Linked DNA regions of Homo sapiens: all the other regions are linked to region 2. The links are chromatin contacts, found by Hi-C or POLR2A ChIA-PET in ENCODE. All regions are on one chromosome and are shown on one strand. The core of a region is the stretch at or near the end of the contact, and the rest is flanking DNA. Distances in the headings are between cores, read along the strand shown. Region 1 holds the start of GOT1 (glutamic-oxaloacetic transaminase 1). Region 2 holds the start of CEP55 (centrosomal protein 55). Region 3 holds the start of BMPR1A (bone morphogenetic protein receptor type 1A).

Region 1 (4,348 bases), core at 1,086-3,585, 5.9 Mb after region 2:
AGAAACCCTGTAAGATAGTTCAAAGGTAAATTGAATTAATAAAATAAATCTGACGTGGTTTTTTGTTTTTTTTTTTCTTTCTTTCTTGAGACGGAGTCTCACTCTGTTACCCAGGCTGGAGTACAATGGCGTGATCTTGGCTCACTGCAACCGCCACCTCCCAGGTTCAAGCGATTCTCCTGCTTCAGCCTCCCAAGTAGCTGTGACTACCAGTGTGCACCACCACGTCTGGCTAATTTTTGTATTTTTAGTAAAGATGGGGTTTCACCATGTTAGCCAGGCTGGTCTCGAACTCCTGACCTCAGGTGATCCACCTGCCTTGGCCTCCCAAAGTGCTGGGATTACAGGCGTGAGCCACCGTGGCAGGCAAAATCTGACGTTTTAAAAAGATGTATTTAGATTGACAGTAATACTAGTTCTTTGTATACATCCCGCTGCAAAGAAACGCTTGGAGGTTTTGGACTGGTTTTAAATTAAGAGACCAAATGGTGTCCATTCAAATTCAATTTGAGGCAATCTTTCAACATTTCTCCCACTCAGTTGCCTGCTAAAAACATCATTTTCCCTCAATGGGCCAAACTATGTAGTACTGACTTATCTTAAAAGCTTTATGATGAAAAATTTCAAACCTATACAAAAGCTGAGAGAATAATATAACGTATGCCCATGTACCCATCATCCAGCTTCAACAAATTACCCGCTTCAACAAACCATCACTTTTCAATGGATTTTTCCTTACCCCTCCCCATACTCCTTAGTGAAGACTTTTTTTTTTTTTTGAGAAAGAGTCTCGCTCTGTCGCCCAGCCTGGAGTGCAATGGCACGATCTCGGCTCACTGCAACCTCCGTCTCCCGGGTTTAAGCAATTCTTCTGCCTCAGCCTCCCGAGTACCTGGGACTATAGGCGGCCAACACCACGCCCGGATACTTTTTTGTATTTTTAGTAGAGATGGGGTTTCACCGTGTTAGCCACGATGGTCTCATCTCCTGACCTCGTGATCCGCCCGTCTCAGCCTCCCAAAGTGCTGGGATTACAGGCCTGAGCCACCGCGCCCGGCCGACTTTTTTTTTTTTTTTTTAACAAATGCTATGCACAGACAAAACGTTATCTATGAGAAACCTGATTCTGAGCGTCCTTCATGTCACACTCTGCTACAAAATGATTCCACCTTCTCTTTCCACAATTTCTAGTCCTTTTATTCTAAGTCTATTACCTAGCATAAGACTTTATCCTACCCATTTTCATCTCTCTGGCTGGTCTTTGCACGTGGCAAAATCCAAATGGAGAAAATAAGTGTCTGTGGGGCTTCAAACATCCAAATGATAGTGAGAAGAATAACAAATTCATCAGAGAGGGTTAGGGGTAAAAAATTTGAGAGGCACTCCAATATAAATCTTCTTGGCAGATGGGGAAACTGAGGCCCATGCTCTGAGCTGTCCAAGGTACAGAAGAGAATCACTTGAATCAAGAAATGAAGATAGGATGTGTGGAAAGTAAGCTTCTACCATCCATACTTCTCTCCACTCCTTTCCACCATCTCTACCCATTCCTACCACATCTGTGACGGCCAGAACCATCTCCCCAGACCCCCCGGGGGCAGCATTAACCTGTCTCAAAGCATTGTGTAACACCAGCAGATTTTTAAATCCTTAAGGGCAAAATCAAGCCTCAGTCTCCCCCTACAAAGCTTAATAAGGTGGCTGATTGATACTCGGTGGTCACTCAAATATTTACCGACTCAGAACAGAGCTTTCTAGCGTTAAAAGTTCTCCTTTACCCATTTCCTAGCAACCAGAACCCTAAGCCTATCAGGCTTCCTATTTTTCTACCTCTCTCTACAAGCTCCGGCAGCCTCATTTCTTAGGAGGATGCAGTATAAAGAAGGCAGAATGGGGAATCGGAAAGACTGAGTTTGTGTCTTGGCTGCTACACCTGGTTTGTGCGGCCTCGGACACATCGCCCCTTTCCAGGGACTCCACACCTGCATCTGTAAAATGGGCAGGTTTTAGGAAGCCTTCGTGGATCCAGCCTCCTCTCCGGCGCCGCCCTCTTCAGGCAGCGCCACACTGGGCCTCGGCTTCTCCCACAGTCTCCACGACCTGGGTTGGGTCCGCTCCACTCCCCGAGCTGCTCACACTCCAGAGCACTACATCCTTACCTCCCACTCCCAGGTTGACCTTGCGGGGGTCCGGATCCTCCCTGAAGTCGGCAGTGAGCTTGAAGACCAGGACAGGCTGGGCCTGCGGAACCTCGGCAAAGACTGACGGAGGTGCCATATCGAGAGACTAGGAATCAAGAGATTTCACCCCACGCCCGGAGCTGGCAGGTCAGGTCTGGCCGTTGCGACTGGAGGAGACACTCACCTTCACCTAGCCGGCGGGGGCGGGCCCGCGGCCTCCAATGGTCGAGCCGCGTCCAAAGCTTGGCAACGCGATTAACCAATCGCCAGCTTCTGACGACGAAGGCACAGGGGAGAAGGAACGCTATTAGCCAATCCAAGAAAACAATTTATCGGCTGCCGAGAATGATGCAACCAATGCAATTTCCTCCGGCTGAGGCGTGGGCGAAGACTACGGTTGATTGGTAGAGCGTGCTCCTATCGCAGAGGCTGTTATTCCTTGGGTCTCCCGGCTGAGGGGAGGAGCCGAGCGAGCGGCGGGTGTCCCTGAGAGGCCACCTTTCGACCTTCGAGGGCCAGGAGGATACGGGGAGGTGGCCGGAGGGAGTTCCCGAACACAGGTCTTCCTGTTCCCGCCGAGCAGGTGTTGGCGGTGCCAGGCCCGGCCTGGCGGGCCCGGGCTGGCAGCCAAATACCCAGCGTCTGTGCTCGGGACGGGAGTGTTCGTCCAGGACGTGCAGCTCCGGAGCCTGCGCGGGCGACCTTGACCACCTTTGTCGGCTGTTTCCCCCTGAGGGAAGTATACCTGTCCTGCCAGCCTTGGTCTCTGGCAGGGAAGGTCCTTCCAACAGAGAGGGGTGCGCACGAATTCCTTTTTGCCGCTCTTCTATTAATAGTTTGAGATTTTCCTCCCCGATTCCTTGCAGAGAGGGCCTGGTCCTCAAGGACCTCGGGATCTGGGCGCGACGTCCCTTCCCAGCTTCCTCCCGCGCGCACCGGACCAGATCTTGCTGTCGTCAGCTGGCTGGTACCCAAAGTTCCTCTTCGTCAGGCTGTTCCTTCCCCGTTAGAGTCCTTCCTCCCCAGGAGCCCTCTCCATCTGCTGACCTTCAAGACCCAGAGCGAATGCCACTTCATCCATGAAGCCTTCCCTTAACCCTTATCTGGCCAAAATGTCTCTTTCCTGTGCTTCTGTACTTTCACAATTTTAGAAAATGCCTTTGTGGTTAAAAACCTATCTCCGGGACCGGACTATCTAGGTTTAGATTCTGGCTGCCGCTTACGAATTTGGGCAGGTTTAGTCAAGTTATTTTAACCTCTCTGTGGAAGTTCCTGCTCTGTGGAAATAATAGTATTTTCCTCAGAGTTGGTGTGGGGAGTTTGTGAGTTAATACATTTACGAAGTGGTTAGTTGCATGTAAGAAGGACTCTCTAAATGTCAGCTATTATTAACATTGCATATCTGCCACACCCTTCATAGATGGTAAACTGCTTTTTTTTTTTTTTTTACTTTTATTTTAGGTTCGGGATACATGCACAGGTTTGTTTTATAGATAAATTGCTTGTCATGTGGGTTTGTTGTACAAATTATTTTGTCACCCAGATAGTAAGCATAGTACTTGACAGGTATTTTTTCTGATCCTCTCCCTCCTCCCACCCTCTAGCCTCAAGTAGGTCCCAGTGTCTGTTGTTCTCTTCTTTGTGTCCATGTGTTCTCAATGTTTAGCTCCCACTTACAAGTCAGAACATGCAGTATTTGGTTTTCTCTTCCGCATTAGTTCACTTAGGATAAAGGCCTCCAGCTCCATCCATGTTGCTACAAAGGACATGATCTCTTTCTTTTTTATGGCTGCATAGTAGTCCATGGTGTATATGTACCGTATTTTCTTCAGTCTACTGGTGATGGGCATTTAGGTTGATGCCATGTCTTTACGATTGTGAATAGTGCTGCAGTGAACATACATGTACATATATCTTTATGGTAGAATGATTTATATTCTTTTGGGTATAGACCCAATACTGGGATTGTTGGGTCGAATGGTAATTCTGTTTTAAGTTCTTTGAGAAATCGCCACACTGCTTTCCGCGGTTACTGAACTAATTTACATTCCCACCAGCATTGTATAAGCATTCCCTTTTCTCCACAACCTCACCAGAAACCAGCATCTGTTATTTCTTGACTTTTATTAATAGCCATTCTGACTGGTGTGAGATGATATCTCATTGTA
Region 2 (4,033 bases), core at 862-3,361:
GATCTTGTGGAAACTACCAGCTCTTCACAACCTCATGACTGGCAGCTCCTATCTGTAAAGAGCAAACATTAATTTTCAGGGCTAGCAATGGCAATTAGGGAATTTAACAAGCCCCCCAGGCCAATGAGCCTCTTGTTTGCTCCTCTTCCTCAAGGTCCCCACTCACAGGGCGACCTTTAGCCAGAAAAGAAGGTCCTGGAGGGCAGGTGTGGAATTGGAGTGTCTGGCACAGCAGGCCTGGGTGCTGGCTACCCAGGTGCCAGTCCGCCAGGTGCCACCTCTCTCCAGGGTCCCTCCTCCCTCTCCCCCATTTTTTGCTCCCCATTTGGCTTGAAGGTGAACAGGGAAATGTTTTTCTCTATATCTCTTTAAGAATCTTTGTAAATCTCTGTGGAAATTAATTTTGCCCCTCAACTCTGGGCAATGAATAATGTTCACACGATGATTTATCTTTTGCCCTGATTTTTCCCACCCTAATCCCACTTGATACTTTAGTTTACCTTCCCTTCAGAAATGGGAGCTCCTTGGAAGCAGGTACCAAACGTTATCTTGCATTCTGTTTTGGTTTTGTTTCTCTGATTCTTTAAAATTCCCCACATGGTTTTCTCATCCATTCTATTCAGTAACATTTGAGTGTTGCCTTTTGTTTAACAATGGCTAACATCAATTGAACATTTACTAAATGTTAAGCACTTTACATGAATTTCTTTCATGTAAAAAAATTTTAAAGTTTTAAAATTAGAGACAGGGATTGGGTGGGGTGAGAGTGGATCTCTCTGTGTTGCCCAGGCTGGTCTCCAACTCCTGACCTCAAGCAATCCTCGCTCCCCGTCCTCACGTAGTGGTGGGATTACAGGAATTAGCCATTCCACCTGGCCGGATTTCCTCATTTAATCCTTATAACCGAGCTGTGAAGTAAATATTATTATTTGCATCATTTTACACATCGGGAAACCGAGGCTCAAATAGGTTAAATAAATTTATCCAAGGAGACACATCTAGTCAGGGCAGTAAGGAATTAAATCTAGAAAGTCCTAATCTAGAGTTTATAACCTTTGTACAATATTGTGTACCTAGGATGTTTTGCTACTGTGTATCTACTGTTTTAAATCTCCAGCGAGTTTATGCTGGGTCTAGGAGAGAAAGGGAGGCCCTGCTAAACATTTCATGTGCTTCTTCTCTCAGCAGTAACGTTCTCAAAGCGGCTAATCAAGAGCTAGAATCGATCAATAGATAGATATCAGGCTGGAGGGTAGCAGTCTGGTCTGAAAGCCGGTCCGCTAGCATTCATAATCTCAGCGTTCAACCTGGGCGTGCCTCTCATCTCTCCCGTTAACACTCCCTGCTGTGCTGCTGATTTTTGGCAGTAATCCCAGCACTTTAGGAGGCCGAGGTGGAAGGATCACTTGAAGGCAGGAGTTCGTGATCAGAGTGGGAAACAAAGTGAGACCACCCCCCCCCCCCCCCACTCCGCTGTCTGTATAAAATTTTTTAATAAAAAATTAGCCGGGCGTGGTGGCGTGCGCCTGTAGTCTCAGCTACTCGGCAGGCTGAGGCAAGACGATCGCTTGAACCCGGGAGACTGAGGTTGCAGTGAGCTATGATTGCACCACTCCACTCCAGCCTGGGCGACAGAGTGAGACCCGAGGGGATGACAAGGGGGCTGTGCTCCTTTGTGAAATCCCGTTGTCCCAGGGCAGGAGGGGCCGCACTTCACACAGGGAGAATCTATGCTCAAGAGCGCAGAACTAGTTCGTCTCGGTCCATCGTCACTGGTTTTATCCCATTAAAAATAGTAATTTGCTTTCTCCTAAAAGCGTATAAACACAAAACCAGCCCCTGACTGCGAGACACCAAGCTTGTTTAGGTCTAAGCCCGCAGAGAACCCCCGATCCCAGAATTAGCTGGCGGGCCCGGGAGGAAGTGTTCCCGCCCTCTGTCCCGCCCCGCGGCCCCAGCCACTTCTCGGCCCGCCCTCAGGTTTACTCTCCGCCCTTCAAAGGCGGCAGCCAATCGGGGAGCCGCGTCCCCGCCGCGCGCGCGCTGCTCCTCCTTCTTGCGGGCCGCGCCCTGCCGGCAGTGACGTGCCCCGCCCTGCAGCCGCGGGATTCAAACTCCCGGAAGCGGCATCCACACCTGATGGTGTGACTCGGCCGACGCGAGCGCCGCGCTTCGCTTCAGCTGCTAGCTGGCCCAAGGGAGGCGACCGCGGAGGGTGGCGAGGGGCGGCCAGGACCCGCAGCCCCGGGGCCGGGCCGGTCCGGACCGCCAGGGAGGGCAGGTCAGTGGGCAGATCGCGTCCGCGGGATTCAATCTCTGCCCGCTCTGATAACAGTCCTTTTCCCTGGCGCTCACTTCGTGCCTGGCACCCGGCTGGGCGCCTCAAGACCGTTGTCTCTTCGATCGCTTCTTTGGACTTGGCGGTGGGTATCATCTCCTTACAGATAGGCGCAGAGAGGCCAAGTGACTTGCCCAAGGTCTTTTGTTAGGACGGCTTTTTCCGATTGGCAGGCACTTTCGTTGTGTGTTCCTCAAACATCTTTATTTTAGAAGTGAGAAAACTTGTGCCTTTTTTTGCAGTTTCTCTTTTCCTGTCTGTCTCCTCAAGTGAGATTTTATGTGGGAATTTTTAAAGATTGGCGTCGCCTTGTAGAAGATGCGGCTTGTAATTGAGGCCTTGTACCATTTACTGGATGGAAGCGCTTGTTTGGTCACCTGTCCAGCATGACTTAGGTCACTTCAGCTAATCAACCAATCATTTCTTTTCTTTTTTCTTTTTTTTTGAGATGGAGTCTCGCTCTGTCACCAAGGCTGGAGTGCAATGGCACGATCTTGGCTCACTGCAACCTCTGCCTCCTGGGTTCAAGCGATTCTCCTTCCTCAGCCTCCTGAATAGCTGGGACTACAGGCGTGCGCCACCACGCCCGGTTAATTTTTGTATTTTTAGTAGAGACAGGGTTTCGCCATGTTGGGCAGGCTGGTCTCGAACTCCTGACCTCAGATGATCCACCTGCCTCGGCCTTCCAGAGTGCTGGGATTACAGGCGTGAGCCACCGCGCCCGGCCCCAATCAACCAATCATATCTGAGGGCTTGCTGTTAGGCTCTGTGGGTAACAACAACAACAACAAAAATCAAAGTGCAGTCCTTGAAAAAATAGTTGAACAATTGAAAAAATAAAAGGTTAGCAGGAAGTGTAATTGGGTACTAGATTGTGTAGGGGTGGGGGTGGGGCAGCTATATCGTTTGTTAAGAGTTCACAGAGGGAAGGCATGCTGAGGAAGGTTTGAACTGGGGGAACCCTGTGGATGACTGGAATAGGAAATACAGGGAAAGGTGGCCGGGCGCGGTGGTTCACGCCTGTAATCCCAGCACTTTGGGAGGCCGAGGCGGGCAGATCACTTGAGGTCAGGAGTTCGAGACTAGCCTGACCAATATGGTGAAACCTCATCTCTACTAATAGATAAAAAAAAATTAGCCAGGCGTGGTGACGCGCACCTGTAGTCCCAGCTACTCAGGAGGCTGAGGCAGGAGAATCCCTTGAACCCGGGAGGCGGAGGTTGCAGTGATCTGAGATAGTGCCACTGCACTCCAGCCTGGGCGACAGAGCGAGACTCTGCCGCCCCTAACGCCCCGCCCCCGCCAAAAAAAAAAAGAAAGAAACAGAAACAGAAAAAAGAAAATACAGGGAAAGGAGGTTGGTGGGACTAGGTGGTGGGGGAGATCCAAACCGTCTGGGCCAGAGGCTAGAAACTAGTAGTCATTCATTCACTGCCAGAGTTTCTGTGCAAAGGTTAGGAAGCAGATGTTTGGGGGTTCTTTCACGTTCTGCAGATCTATATTTCCATCATTTTGTGTCTCAATGACTTGGTAGTAGTTTTCTGTCCTACGACCCACGATATCAAGTCAACAGTGTGTTATCAACAGAAACACATAGGAAAGAACTTCCTGTGGCAGCAGGTGACTGAGAGACGCCATAACCTTGCATTTCTTTAACTGATGGATGAGCTACTGCAATCTTTCACCTTATAATGG
Region 3 (4,432 bases), core at 906-3,405, 6.7 Mb before region 2:
TACATTTCAGAAACTTGATGTACTAAGGTTCCCACCTGAGATTGTTGTCTATTTTATAGACCAATTCATATGTCTAAAAATCCAACTAGACTATAAAGAGCATAATAACACGCTTGCCATGGTTTTCTCTGCCGACACATTGCTCAGCATACGTCAATGAGAGCTTTGACCAATCAATGTGAATCTCCTTAAGCAAAAGGCCCATCTTTTCCTTTAGAACTAAAGCTGGGGCTGGGCGCAGTGGCTCACGCTTGTAATCCCAGCACTTTGGGAGGCCGAGGCGGGAGGATCACGAGGTCAGGAGATCGAGAACACCTATTAACACGGTGACACCCCGTCTGTACTAAAAATACAAAAAGTTAGCCGGGCGTGGTGGCGGGCGCCTGTAGTCCCAGCTGCTCAGGAGGCTGAGGCAGGAGAATGGCGTGAACCCAGGAGGCGGAGCTTGCAGTGAGCCGAGATGGCGCCACTGCACTTCAGCCTGGGCGACAGAGCGAGACTCCGTCTCAAAAAAAAAAGAACAAAAAAACCCCAAAAAACAAAAAAACTAAAACTGGGTATTATGAAGGAAACTTGAGAAAGAAAAGTGACCAATTTTAGTTGATGCAAGTAATCTCACGTATCCTCTTCTTCCTGCATAGCAAGATACTACAACCCATGACTGTCAAACCTGAGACAGCTGAAGAGCCCAGAAAAAAAGATTAGGGAAGAAAACAGAATTGAAAAATAATTCAGAATGACAGAGGCTATCTGCAGCATTAAGGGCAAAGGCGGGTAAAAGAAGAAAAGGGAGACAGAATAAAAGATAAACCAAAAAATTGAAACAAAATACACGGGAATTCAAACATTTATACCAGAATATAAGGGAATACCCTGGAATCTAAACACCTCTTCAGGCAAGAATGTGTGTCAATACAAATGCCTGGCACATTGTTTTCCTTCCCCCTTTCTTTTTACCCAGTTTACCCAGTTTTAAAAGTGATTTTTTAAAATGCACCTTTAAAAGAACATCTTTTGTTAAGTGACTTAAACTTGATACATTTCTTGGATTACTAAGGAGGTTAAAGTCACATTTGGTGAAAAAGGGGCCTATCTCCTCTTTCCTCACATACGGGTCATCGAATACTTTTAAAAGCATTTTCCACCATGAATGAGGGGAAATGGAAGAAAAGAGGTGGTGACAATTATTTGCATTTTCCAAATGGACGGAATGAGCCTCCGGAGGGTACACGAGGTCACCAGCGTGAGCCCGCGGTGGAGCTGGAGGCGTATTTATAGCTGGCTGACCTCAGTCCTGTTGGGCCCTCGCCGCTCCTTATCTTATGCCGCTGGAATTCGCGGGCTCGCAGGTCACAGGAGCCCGGGCGCGCCGGGCCTGGCGCTCCCGAATCGATGAGGGAAGCCGCTCTCCCCGGCAGATCCTCCCGGCCGGGGAGCCTCCATCACCCTGCCTGCGCCTCGGCACGCTGGCAAGGAGCCCGGGAAGAGACGCCGGGAGCGGTGGGTGGGCGAGAAACAAATGCAATGTGACTTATATTTTTCTTTGTCGCAACTACCACGACCTGGCCATCCCCCACCTTGGTGACTTGGTGCCTTCCCAGCGACCTTATTTCACGCCAGCTGACTGGCGTTCACCGCAGTGTGAGTGTCGGCCGGAGGAGGGGTCCACGCGAAAGAGCCCGCGAGAGTGGGGATATCCGGCCCCGAAGGCCGGAGCGGGCGTCCAGGGCGCCGATGGCCGCAGCGCCCGGCAGCCGTGTCCACGCTCCCCTCCGCCGCGTTCCATCGCGTGCTACCTACGGCGTCTGCGGGAAGCTACCCGGGCGGCAGCTGTGGGGCTGGCTTGTGGGGAGGGGCCGGCGGGCCCGCGCGGAGGAGCAGCCCCGACTCCCGCCCGCACCAGCAGCTCGGCGCCCCCTTGCCGGCGGCTGGCCCTCCTCCCCGGCAACTGGGCGCCGGGCTCCGCGAACTCTTCGGGCGCTTCCGCCGTGCGCTCGGCTCTTTTCGTGTCCGGGGCGGGGCGGGGCAGGCGCCCGTGGTCGGGTGCGCGCGGCGCGGGCGGGGGCCTTCCCAGTGCGCGCGCGCCGTGCAAGGCCCGCGGACGCCCGCCCCTCCCCCAGGCCCCCGCACCCGCGCCGCCCCCTCCCCTCCTGGCAAGAGTCGGCGGCGGTGGCGGCGGCCGCTGCAGAGATTGGAATCCGCCTGCCGGGCTTGGCGAAGGAGAAGGGAGGAGGCAGGAGCGAGGAGGGAGGAGGGCCAAGGGCGGGCAGGAAGGCTTAGGCTCGGCGCGTCCGTCCGCGCGCGGCGAAGATCGCACGGCCCGATCGAGGGGCGACCGGGTCGGGGCCGCTGCACGCCAAGGGCGAAGGCCGATTCGGGCCCCACTTCGCCCCGGCGGCTCGCCGCGCCCACCCGCTCCGCGCCGAGGGCTGGAGGATGCGTTCCCTGGGGTCCGGGTGAGTTGGGAGTGCGCGTGCGGACCGGAGGGGCTGGCCGCAGCGGGGAGGCCAGAGGGGCTCGGGCGAGGCTGCAGAGGCAGCTGGGCGCGCGGTGGCCGGAGCCAGGGGCTGCCCGGCCCGGCCCCGGCAGCTCCGCAGGCCTCGGCGCGCGCTGGGCCGGGACCGCCCAGCCAGAGACCCACGGCACCCCGCGCCGCGTCCCCCGCCGGCCCCTCTTTTGTCTCCCACTCGCGGGTTGCAGGCCGAGTTTGGGGATGCGGAGTGGGCGAAAGTCGCTCCGGGGACGCTTCTGGAATCCTTAAATGGGAAAGGCGCTCACCTCCCCGCCCCGGAGCGGCGAGGCTGATATTTGTGATTTGGCTCCGGACGCTGTGGGGAGGAACAGGGGAGAACAAAATGAGTTTCGGGCGGGGGTCGAGTGAGAGGAGCAGCCGGCCCGCCCCCGAGTCCCCGCGGGAAGGGGCCCTGGCCCCCGAGCTCCCGGAGCTGCTTCACCTGTTGTCCTGCGCGGCCTCCGCTCCGTGGCCTGGTGATTCCGTACTTCAGTTTTGGAAAACTTTCTGCTGGATTGCCTGGACCCTTTTTTCTCTTTCCAGACTCCTAGTGGAAAGATTTGGCAAGGAAAAAAAAATGAGCTTGCGTCAGGGAAGAAAAATAATATGCTGTGTGTTAGGGTCTGGCGTTTGAGCGTGGTACTCTTTCATGCTCTCAGATGTTTTAATTTGGTCAAACTCCTGCAGGTTTTCTCTTTTAAGCGGTTAACAAACTGTTCAGAGTACATAGTATGAACTTGGCACCTGTGTTACGTCATTTAATCCTTACAACGATTCTGGTTTATTGTATTCCTCATTGTTTTAGGGGAAGAAACCGAGTCGCAAAGAGGTTAACTAACTTGTCTAAGGGAGCTGGGATTTGAACCCAGGAACATCGTATTCTGGCAAACGAATTAGGAAGAAAAAAAACCAAAACTGTTTGCAAACACTTTTACGTTTAGGAACATTTTTCAGTTACTCTTACTTGAAATTATCGCTATTTTGTTGCTGGAGTTGAAAACAACTACTTTATTGTATTTACTTGTGAGAGGAGTTAAACTTTGAATTAGAGTGTAACTTAATGCGTCTCATTGTTTTCAGTTGTTGAAATAAAGAATGTGAACCAGAATTATTTAGATTTTTAAATTTGAAGCTAAAATATGGGCAATTCTCTGATCTAGGAATGGGGTGAGTGTATGAAAGGCCGATTGAAATGTAGAATGCGTTTTTAGTAGAACCAGACTCAGTTCTTGTTTAATTTTTCCTCCATTTTCCGTGGAGCCCACTTTAAACTTTTTCTACTTTCTTCACTTCTCCCCACCCTTTACAGAAGAGGTTGAGGCACTTAGCAGGAGCTCCTTCATTAAATTCCTTCTGTTACTGGCTTCTTAACCTTCCGTCAAAGAGGGAGAATTTTTTTTTTTTTTTTTGTCTTTCTTATTAGTTAACACCTTGGGGTTTTTTTCCTTTCCTTCTAATTTTCCTGCTTAGTGGAGCGTGAGTTATTTTCTCTGTCGTATTTGGGTTCTTTAAAGTACAAATGTTCTTAAGATTTTTTCAGTTTACAAAAACCTTTTCTTAAGTCTGCTACTCCTTCAAGCTGTCTTGTTGCTGCTTTTCCTTTTCAAATCTTATTAACATTTTAAAAAGCTTGTTCGTAATAAAAGTAACACATGGTTGTTAATTGCGAACTAGCGCAACATTGAAATTAAAATTTAGTCATTCACAATCCATCTCTAGAGATTGCCAAGTGTAGTCTGCTTTTCCTGCCTTTGCCTGGTTGGTGGCTAGCCACTCATTTCTTAACCCCTTGTTATCTGGATTTCACCTTCACAAGGAACTATAACCTAATCAACACATTTAACTACCTTTTTCTAAGTCCTCTCCTTGAGTTTTCTGTAAGATTTAACATCGACTTCACATTTTCAGATGCCTCTCCTT

Evidence for each region. Hi-C counts contacts between places; a loop is a spot of excess contacts on that map. ChIA-PET counts read pairs that join two places held with the same protein, here RNA polymerase II (POLR2A). Pooled maps may share reads with other maps.
Region 1: a loop to region 2 is called in a pooled map, with 12 times the contacts of the local background. The contact joins the promoter of GOT1 here to the promoter of CEP55 in region 2. A Hi-C loop is called at or near these places in 4 of 50 pooled maps.
Region 3: a map of CD4-positive, alpha-beta T cell shows a loop between it and region 2 (20-fold over the local background). The contact joins the promoter of BMPR1A here to the promoter of CEP55 in region 2. A Hi-C loop is called at or near these places in 1 of 168 maps with a recorded cell type or tissue (CD4-positive, alpha-beta T cell) and 4 of 50 pooled maps. POLR2A ChIA-PET finds 5 or more read pairs at or near these places in 1 of 52 experiments (K562).

The regions. Positions count from the first base shown.
Region 1 is chr10:99,428,289-99,432,636 of GRCh38, forward strand. It overlaps GOT1 (glutamic-oxaloacetic transaminase 1), which reads right to left and starts at 2,336. Exons shown (of 9, transcript NM_002079.3): 1 at 2,160-2,336. The coding sequence starts at 2,277. It overlaps GOT1-DT (GOT1 divergent transcript), which reads left to right and starts at 2,648. Exons shown (of 5, transcript NR_183993.1): 1 at 2,648-2,977. RefSeq lists enhancers at 2,177-2,236, 2,257-2,306, 2,487-2,916.
Region 2 is chr10:93,494,501-93,498,533 of GRCh38, forward strand. CEP55 (centrosomal protein 55) reads left to right here and starts at 2,112. Exons shown (of 9, transcript NM_018131.5): 1 at 2,112-2,423. RefSeq lists a silencer at 1,931-2,440.
Region 3 is chr10:86,754,464-86,758,895 of GRCh38, forward strand. BMPR1A (bone morphogenetic protein receptor type 1A) reads left to right here and starts at 2,156. Exons shown (of 13, transcript NM_004329.3): 1 at 2,156-2,456. RefSeq lists a silencer at 1,669-2,638.